Linked DNA regions of Homo sapiens: region 2 is linked to region 1. Evidence: read pairs that join two places in POLR2A ChIA-PET (ENCODE). Cell type or tissue: OCI-LY7. All regions are shown on one strand.

Region 1 (4,000 bases):
CAGAAATGCAGATTAAAGTAATGAAGAATGAGGCAGTGAGACTAATTAGAGTTGTTGCAATTGACTGAGAGTCTGAAGAAAGTGTAGCTGTGGGAATGAAGAGGAGGGGATTTTGGAAATACTGTACTTCTGAGATTGATTCAACTTCTTAGGAAGAGAGTGGGCTAGGATTTCTAATTTGAGAGAGTGGATGTATGGGGATTTCATTGACAGGATATGGATTAGAAAAAGTAGAGCAGGTTTCCAAAGGTTAGGGTATGGAAAGAGGCATAGGGGATATGGTTTGGTATGCCGAGCTCAGGTTGCTTGTAGGATGTACCGATGGAGACCTTAGTAGGCAGCTGGAAGTGAGAGACCTGGTGAGCTTAATGTATTGGCACCAGCTTTGAGTGAGGGCATATATGAAAAAAGTCTTGGGGAAAAAAAAATGTTTATTTTATTTGTCTATAAGGAAGTAGCAGATTATGCACTTCCTCCACTTAATAGTGAGCTTCTCAAGGCAGGGACTGTAATTTAGTAATTTTTTGGTCCCTTTCTGTCTTACACTATGCTTATGTAATTTATAAGGTCTTAATAAGTGTTATTCAAGTAGCAGGAAATCAGTTTACTTTGCAAGATTGCAGGTACCTTTTGGGCTTCCTTTATGAAGATTATGGGGTCAGGCAAGGTGTCTCATGCCTGTAATCCCAGCACTTTGGGAGGCCGAGGCTGGTGGATTGCTTGAGCTCAAGAGTTCAAGATTAGCCTGGGCAAGATAGCAAAACCCTGTCTCTACAAAAAATACAAAAATGAGCCGGGTGTGGCAGTGTGAGCCTGTAGTGCCAGCTACTAAGGAGGCTGAGGTGGGAGGGTCGTGTAAGCCCAGGAGGTTGAGGCTGCAGTGAGCTGTGATTGTGCCACTGCATTCCAGCTTGGGCAACAGAGGGAGACTGTCTTTCGGTGGGGCGGGGGAGTGGGGGAAGAAGATGATTATGGGACTTTATCTTATAATTTTCATTTTATATTTAGGTGGTGTTCATGAGGCTTGTATAATTGAGCAGGGGAAGAAATGAGAAGATATGAGTGACAGTGTGCCGTTTGAATAAGTTCAGGGCTGGAGCAGGAGAAAGTATTAATTTACAGGAATCTCCTGCTCATTGAGAAGATCTTACCATGAATTTTCATTCTGGGATGTGTCAGAAAATGTGGTTTCTAATCAGAATTTCCTGAAATACTGTCAATTTGGAGCTGGTTCCCCCTTCGGAAGGAGGAATGCCTTCCTTCTTGTGTAGGATAATTTGAAAGGGAACCAAAGGTGGTCATGTTTATTTAAATGAACGAGAGCTCATCTTCATTGATCATTTGTAACATTAGGCAAACTGAGTAGATGCTGATGGGACCAGATTAAATTGTCTTTTGTGAAGCTAGTTGACCTGTAGTAGGTACAGACTGGCTGATACCTGGGAATAGTCCTGGTTTTGCCATTTGCTTCTTAGTCTTGGGAAAGTCTCTGAGTTACTTCCATTTTCAGGTATAGGCTGAACACCCATTCTGAGGGGAGCATTGTCTAGAGCACACAAGCTATGGACCCTGCCTTGTAGTGGTTTGTGTGCTTCCTTAATCAGTCTGGTTCTGTCCTAGCTTCTAGAAAATAGAGATGATGCTTGTCAGGTGATGTCCTGAGTTGACTGACTTCTTTCTTTTTCTTTTTCTTTTTTTTTTTTTTCCGAAATGGAGTCTCCCTCTGTTGCCCAGGCTGTAGTGCAGTGGCCCAGTCTTGGCTCACTGCAACTTCCGCCTCTTGGGTTCAAGTGATTCTCCTGCCTCAGCCTCCTGAGTAGCTGGGATTACAGACCCCCTCCACCACACCCAGCTACTTTTTGTATTTTTAGTAGAGATGGTGTTTCACAGTGTTGGCCAGGCTGGTCTCGAACTCTTGACCTCAGATGATCCGCCGGCCTTGGCCTCCCAAAGTGCTGATATTACAGGCATGAGCCACTGCGCCCACTTGACTTTTCTTTCTTTCTTTTTTTTTTTTTTTTTGAGACAGAGTCTTGCTCTGTCGCCCAGCAGGGTGGAGTACAAGTGGCACAATCTTTGCTCACTGCAACCTCCCTCTCCCGGGTTCAAGTGATTCTCCTGCCTCAGCCTCTTGAATAGCTGGGATTACAGGTGCTTGCCACCATGCCCAGCTAATTTTTATATTTTTAGTAGAGGCAGGGTTTCACCATGTTGGCCAGGACAGCCTTGAATTCTTACTCTTAAGTGATCTGCCTCGGCCTCCCAAAGTGCTGAGATTACAGGCGTGAGCCACCATGCCTGGCCTTTTTTTTTTTTTTTTTCTGAGATGGAGTCTTGTTCTGTCACCCAGGCTGGAGTGCAGTGGCGTGATCTCAGCTCAGCGCAACCTCTACCTCCCAGGTTCAAGCAATTCTCGTGCCTCAGCATCCCAAGTGGCTGGGACTACAGGCATGTGCCACCACGCTGACTAATTTTTGTATATTTAGTAGAGATGGGGTTTTACCATGTTGGCCAGGCTGGTTTCGAACTCCCGACCTCAAGTGATCCACCTGCCTCGGCCTCCAAGAGTGTTGGGATTACCGACTTGAGCCACCACATTTGGTGACTTTTCTTGGATAAAATGGGAGTGTTGATATTATGGATGTCAGTTTGGAGTTTCTATAGAAGTGTAACTTTAACTGAATCTTTTTATTTATTTATGTATGTATGTATTTATTTATTTATTTGAGACAGAGTCTTGCTCTGTTGCCCAGGCTGGGGCTGGAGTGCAGTGGCGCGATCTCGGCTTACTGCAAGCTCCACCTCTCGGGTTCAGCCATTCTCTTGCCTCAGCCTCCCGAGTAGCTGGGACTACAGGTGCCCACCACCACGCCTGGCTAATTTTTGTTTTTTTGTATTTTTAGTAGAGACGGGGTTTCACCGTGTTAGCCAGGATGGTCTCAATCTCCTGACCTTGTGATCTGCCCTCCTCGGCCTCCCAAAGTGTTGGGATTACAGGCATGAGCCACAGCGCCTGGCTCTATTTTTTTTATTTTTTGAGACTGAGTCTGGCTCTATCGCCCAGGCTGGAGTACAGTGGCGCGATCTCAGCTCGTTGCAACCACCGCCTCCCGGGTTCAAGCGATTCTCGTGCCTCAGACTCCCGAGTAGCTGGGATTACAGTGAATCTGGTTTTTAATGGTCTAGTTAGCTCCTGATGTTTTGCACTAACAGGACATTCTGATAGGGAGAAGCGCTACCAGAGAGAAAGATTTAATGGCTTTATCACTTACTAGTTGTGTTACTTTGGGCAAAGTAATATCCTCATTGTAAAAATAGGTTGGGGCCGGGTGCAGTGGCTCATGCCTGTAATTCTAGCACTTTGGGGGGCCTAGGTGGGAGGATTGCTTGAGCCCAGGAGTTTGAGACCAACCTGGGCAACATGGTGAAACTCAATCTCTACAAAAAATATGAAAAGTTAGCCAGGCCTGGTGGCATGTGCCTGTAGTCCCAGCTACCCAGGAGGCTGAGGTCAGAGGATCCCTGAGGCTGCAGTGAGCCATGATTGTGCCACTGCACTTCAGCCTTGAGACCCTATCTCAAAAAAAAAAAAAAAAAGTTGCAGGCCCTACTCTATTTTCTTTCTTTCTTTTTTTTTGGAAACAGAGTCTCGCTCTATCCCCCAGGCTGGAGTGCAGTGGCGCGATCTTGGCTCACTGCAACCTCCGCCTCCTGGGTTCAAGCAATTCTCCTGCCTCAGCCTCCTGAGTAGCTGGGATTACAGGCACTTGCCACGATGCGTGGCTAATTTTTGTATTTTTAGTAGAGACGGGGTTTCTGCATGTTGGCCAGGCTGGTCTGGAACTCCTGACCTCAAGTGATCCGCCCGCCTCAGCCTCCCAAAGTACTGGGATTACAGGCGTGAGCCACCGTGCCAGCCCTATTTTCATTTTGGATCTATAGAATCCTTGGAGTGAACTAGCAGTAGAAATTCATTAAAATAGAAAGGGGTTATTTGCTT
Region 2 (4,000 bases), 430 kb after region 1:
CCCCCTTCCTCTTCTTTTTTTTTTTTTTTGAGACAGAGTCTTGCTCTATTACCCAGGGTGGAGTACAGTGGTGCTATCTCGGCTCACTGCAAACTCCGCCTCCCGGGTTCACGCCATCCTCCTGCCTCAGCCTCCCGAGTAGCTGGGACTACAGGTGCCTGCCACCGCGCCTGGCTAATTTTTTGTATTTTTAGTAGAGACAGGGTTTACACCGTCTTAGCCAGGATGGTCTCGATCTCCTGACCTCGTGATCCACCTGCCTCGGCCTCCCAAAGTGCTGGGATTACAGGTGTGAGCCACTGCGCCTGGACTTTTTCTGCCTTTCTGTCTTCTGGAACTGGGTACCATGGGGTTAGGCCCAAGGACAGAGGATTACTATCTAAACGAGAAAGAGTCCTTCACCCAACCTCAAAGTGCCAGAATATTTCTGCTTCTGATGGTAGGTGGTCTTCAAGCCCATTCCCTAACTCCCAAGTGCCAGGAATTCCGGTATCTTCATCTTGATTGACCAACCACTGAAGTATCCCTAGCTAGGCCCTGTGATCCCATCAGGCCCTGAGGAACTATGCCAAAGCCATCCTGCCCGAGCCTGGAGTTTGGAGGAATCAAGGCTCATCTTGTGTTCTCTATGTTTGAGCAGGACCCTTCCTTGGCTAGGCCCCAGGGAAGGTGCCTTGTGTTGACTGTCTGGGGCCCAGCTCCTGGCAGCTGGAAGGCCCAAGTGGGTCTGACTGGCCTGACATCACAAATACCCCCTTCCTCCATGGGCTTCCTCTTGCTGTGGGTTTTTTTTTTCTGCCAAGGGGCATTTGAGATGGACCTAGCACTGGTGCCCTGAGCACAGGGCACAGCTGGGCCCCTGATAGCCTGTGGGCAGGTGGGCTTCAGGATGGAGAGCCCTTTAATCCCAGACCTGAAGGTGTCATAGTAGGTCCAGCCACAGTCACAGCCCTAAGCCCCACTGGGATTGTGGGGTGGGGAAAGGGGTGGGGAGGTGGTTGGTGACCTGGCTGCTCCTAGGGTATTGAGTCCTTGGCCAGGTCCTGTGCTGCCCTGTGTGTGTGGCAAGCCCTGCACACATCCCATTGATTCCCCTTCCCCTTTGGGCCAGGGTCATCCCTGGTCCCATGTTACACCTCCACTTCCACCTCAAAGCTCCCAAGTTCCCCTTTTCTCAACAAAGGCAGGGGCAGAATAGGCTTCTCACCCATCCTAACAGATGCCCTAGATTTTTCTCCTCTGAGCCTGTGCTCAAGCCAACCCCATGCCCAGAATACCCCCTCTGTGCCTAATGAAACCCTGCTCGCTCTTCAATATAAACAGCACCTCCACCACGAAGCTCTCCTTGATCCTGACCCCTGTGGCTGGAGTTGGTGGCCCTTTCCACTGAACACAGTGTTGGAACACTGATAAGGGCCACCTGGTCAGCCATGGCTGTGGCCTGGTAGAACTCTCCCTCTGAGCTGGGAACTGACCTTGGTATCCTGAACTGAGCACAGGATATGAGTGAGTATCAGGGCATCTAATGACATTTGGAATAAATGGTAAGGGACATTTGGCTGGAGCCCCTTCTGTCTGGAGAAGGAAGCCGTGTCCTGCACACAGGCTGGGCCACTCTGAGAGCACTGTTAGTGCCCATCCTGCCCAGGTGTGGCTTTGTCTGCCCTGGCCCTCTGCCCCCACCTTGTGCAGGGGCCTGGCCCACAGTCAGGGTGATTACGGGAACTGCCCCTCTTTAAAGTACCTCCCTTCTCCTTTGAAAGCATTACTGATAGCTTTTTTTCATTCTCTTTTTTCTTTACCTCTTTAAGGAACCCTGTAATTTCTTTCTTTCTTTCTCCCCCCTTAACTTTTTCTTTCTTGTCTCCTCTGTCCCCCTGAACTCTTTGAAATTGGCTCTCTGCCTGCTGACACCAAACTGATACTTTGCGTTTCACTTCTCCTTATCCCTTTATGGCAACAGATGTTGAAATTTTGTATCCTTTTATCTACGCGGCTGCCCCTTCCTGTAATTATGGCCCCCTTGTTAGCAGTACAAAGTGGGCTGCCTGGCCTTTGAGCCATTGTGTCTGAACACATGTGCGTGGGTGGGTGCTGGGGGTGTGTGCACACAGACACATGCATGTGAGAGGCTGTATGCTTGAGAAGGCCCTTCCTTCTCACCTGATGGGGCTGAGGCAAGTGAAGCTTCCATAGCTCCTCCATTGTTAATGTTTAGAACCTATCTGTCCCCTTGATTCTCTCACTACCTCCACCAGAGGGCAAGCCTCTGGGCATCTGTGAGGTGGAAAAGCCTGCAAAGAGCTGGAAAGGGCTGGAGGTGACCCTGGGTAACTCTTGGGGCAAGTCCTGAGGATGTTGAGGGGCCAGTGATGGAGTGGCTGCATTGTCTGTGAAGGTGGGGAGTGCCACCACCCTGAAGCATATAGATCTAAGATTTACTAGGTGCGTGACCCCTGCGCCTTCATTTTCTCATCTGTAAAATGGGGTTAAGAAACTTACCTCCAAAGCCTGTTGTGAGGATTAAATGGGCTGATACGAGTAAAACACTCAGCACGTTGCCTGGTACACAGTATGGACTCAGGATATGTGAGCTGTTGCTGCGGTGGCTACTCTGCCACCAGGTAACCTAAGCAGCCGTCTCATCTGGCTCCAGCAGACACAAAGAGAACAACAGGCCCTTCAGCTTACTTCCCTCTGTTCCCGTCATCCTGAAAGCTGCTACCAGACGGGATTTCCAGGAGCTCTGCCTTTATCATGGATTCAGGCTCTGCCTTTCCTTGCTATACGACATTGTCACTTTTTGTCTGTGACTCTTGGTTTCCTTATCTACAATCGGGGCCTGGACTAGGACAATCACTGTTTGTTCAAAAGCCTCATGGCTGTCTGCCACTCACGGAGTTTGTGCCAGGTGAGGGATGTGCACCCTAAGGCCCACTGTGGCCTGGAGGCCAGACCCTGCCAGCACACTCCCAAGCCTCCAACCAAACCAGATTGCCAGCTGCCGCCAAAACAGCCTGGTTGCCCTAGTGCTGCACCTTTGTTGTTGCTGCTCCTGCCACCTGGGCCATCTCCCTATCTTGTCATTGCCTATGACAGCCCTGTCTGTCAGTGAAGAATCAGTCAACACCCCCAGCCAGAAATGCTTGCTTTTCTTAGCTGCCCCCTTGTAGAACTTTCCGTTGTTCTCTGTGGTACCTACCAACTCACATTTTGATTTGTTAGTTGGATATATGTTGCAGACTTCTTTCTCTCCCTGGATTGAATACTCCTTGAAGGCAGGGACAAAGTCTTCTTGATCAAGTCACAGCTTACATCTCCCTGTAGTTTCCATTAAGCACAATGCTTTGTATACAGAAGATGCTCGACTGAAGGAAGGAGATAGAAGGGAGGAAAAACCTCCCATTCTCTTTGCAGCCATGTTGGGCCCAGCTTATACCTTCAAGCCATCTGTCCCCTAGGCAGCAGAGATGGAAGGTGGTCAACTCTTTTGTCACCCTTCCCTCCTCTCTCTCTCTCCAAAAGCCATTGTTGCATTTCAAGGTAGCACATGGCAGACAGGTGCACAGGTAGGCACAGACTCAAACAGATGCAGGAATGAGCATCTGGGTCTCCAGAGCATAGGTCTCTGGAGCATAGGGTCTCCAGAGAACAGCATCAGGAATTCAGTATGTTAAAAATGACTGAAAAATGGTGTGGGAGCCACGGACATGCTGAGCTGTGGGTTGGGAGGTGGAGGAGGTGGTGACTCAGGAGTGCTCTAGTACAGGCGGCTGTTGGGGAGGCTGGGAGAAGTGCAGCAGGGCACCAGGCTTCCTAGCTCTGCAGACTTGGTGGGCAGGGGTAGGGTGCCAGGGACTGCCCCCTGTGCCCAGTCCAGCTTAGCACTCAGGGCCTGTCCCTGGCGGGCTATCCAGGTTTTTAGGGCCAGCCCCTACCATCAGTTAGCTGCCCCCACAAAGATGGTGATGGGTGTCAGCATTTCATGTAAATGTCCCTC

What was found. Peaks named below come from ENCODE experiments on the same cell type or tissue, not always from the same donor. Only the 100,000 strongest peaks of a DNase experiment are listed, where the experiment ranks them.
Region 2: POLR2A ChIA-PET joins it to region 1 with 5 read pairs; 2 of 35 experiments call an interaction of 5 or more read pairs at or near these places.

Annotation. Positions count from the first base shown.
Region 1 is chr10:102,049,180-102,053,179 of GRCh38, reverse strand. The region is part of intron 1 of ARMH3 (armadillo like helical domain containing 3); the gene reads left to right. Among named protein-coding and RNA genes, the nearest start is that of ARMH3, 5.0 kb to the left of the region's middle. In OCI-LY7, no CTCF peak of the experiment used is centred here; no DNase peak of the experiment used is centred here.
Region 2 is chr10:101,615,688-101,619,687 of GRCh38, reverse strand. The region is part of intron 6 of FBXW4 (F-box and WD repeat domain containing 4); the gene reads left to right. Among named protein-coding and RNA genes, the nearest start is that of MIR3158-2, 16 kb to the right of the region's middle. RefSeq lists enhancers at 1-248, 294-1,206. In OCI-LY7, CTCF peaks have their summits at 2,047 and 2,249 (motif pointing right); DNase peaks (open chromatin) are centred at 1,237, 2,027 and 3,047; H3K4me3 peaks cover 2,158 bases; H3K27ac peaks cover 4,000 bases.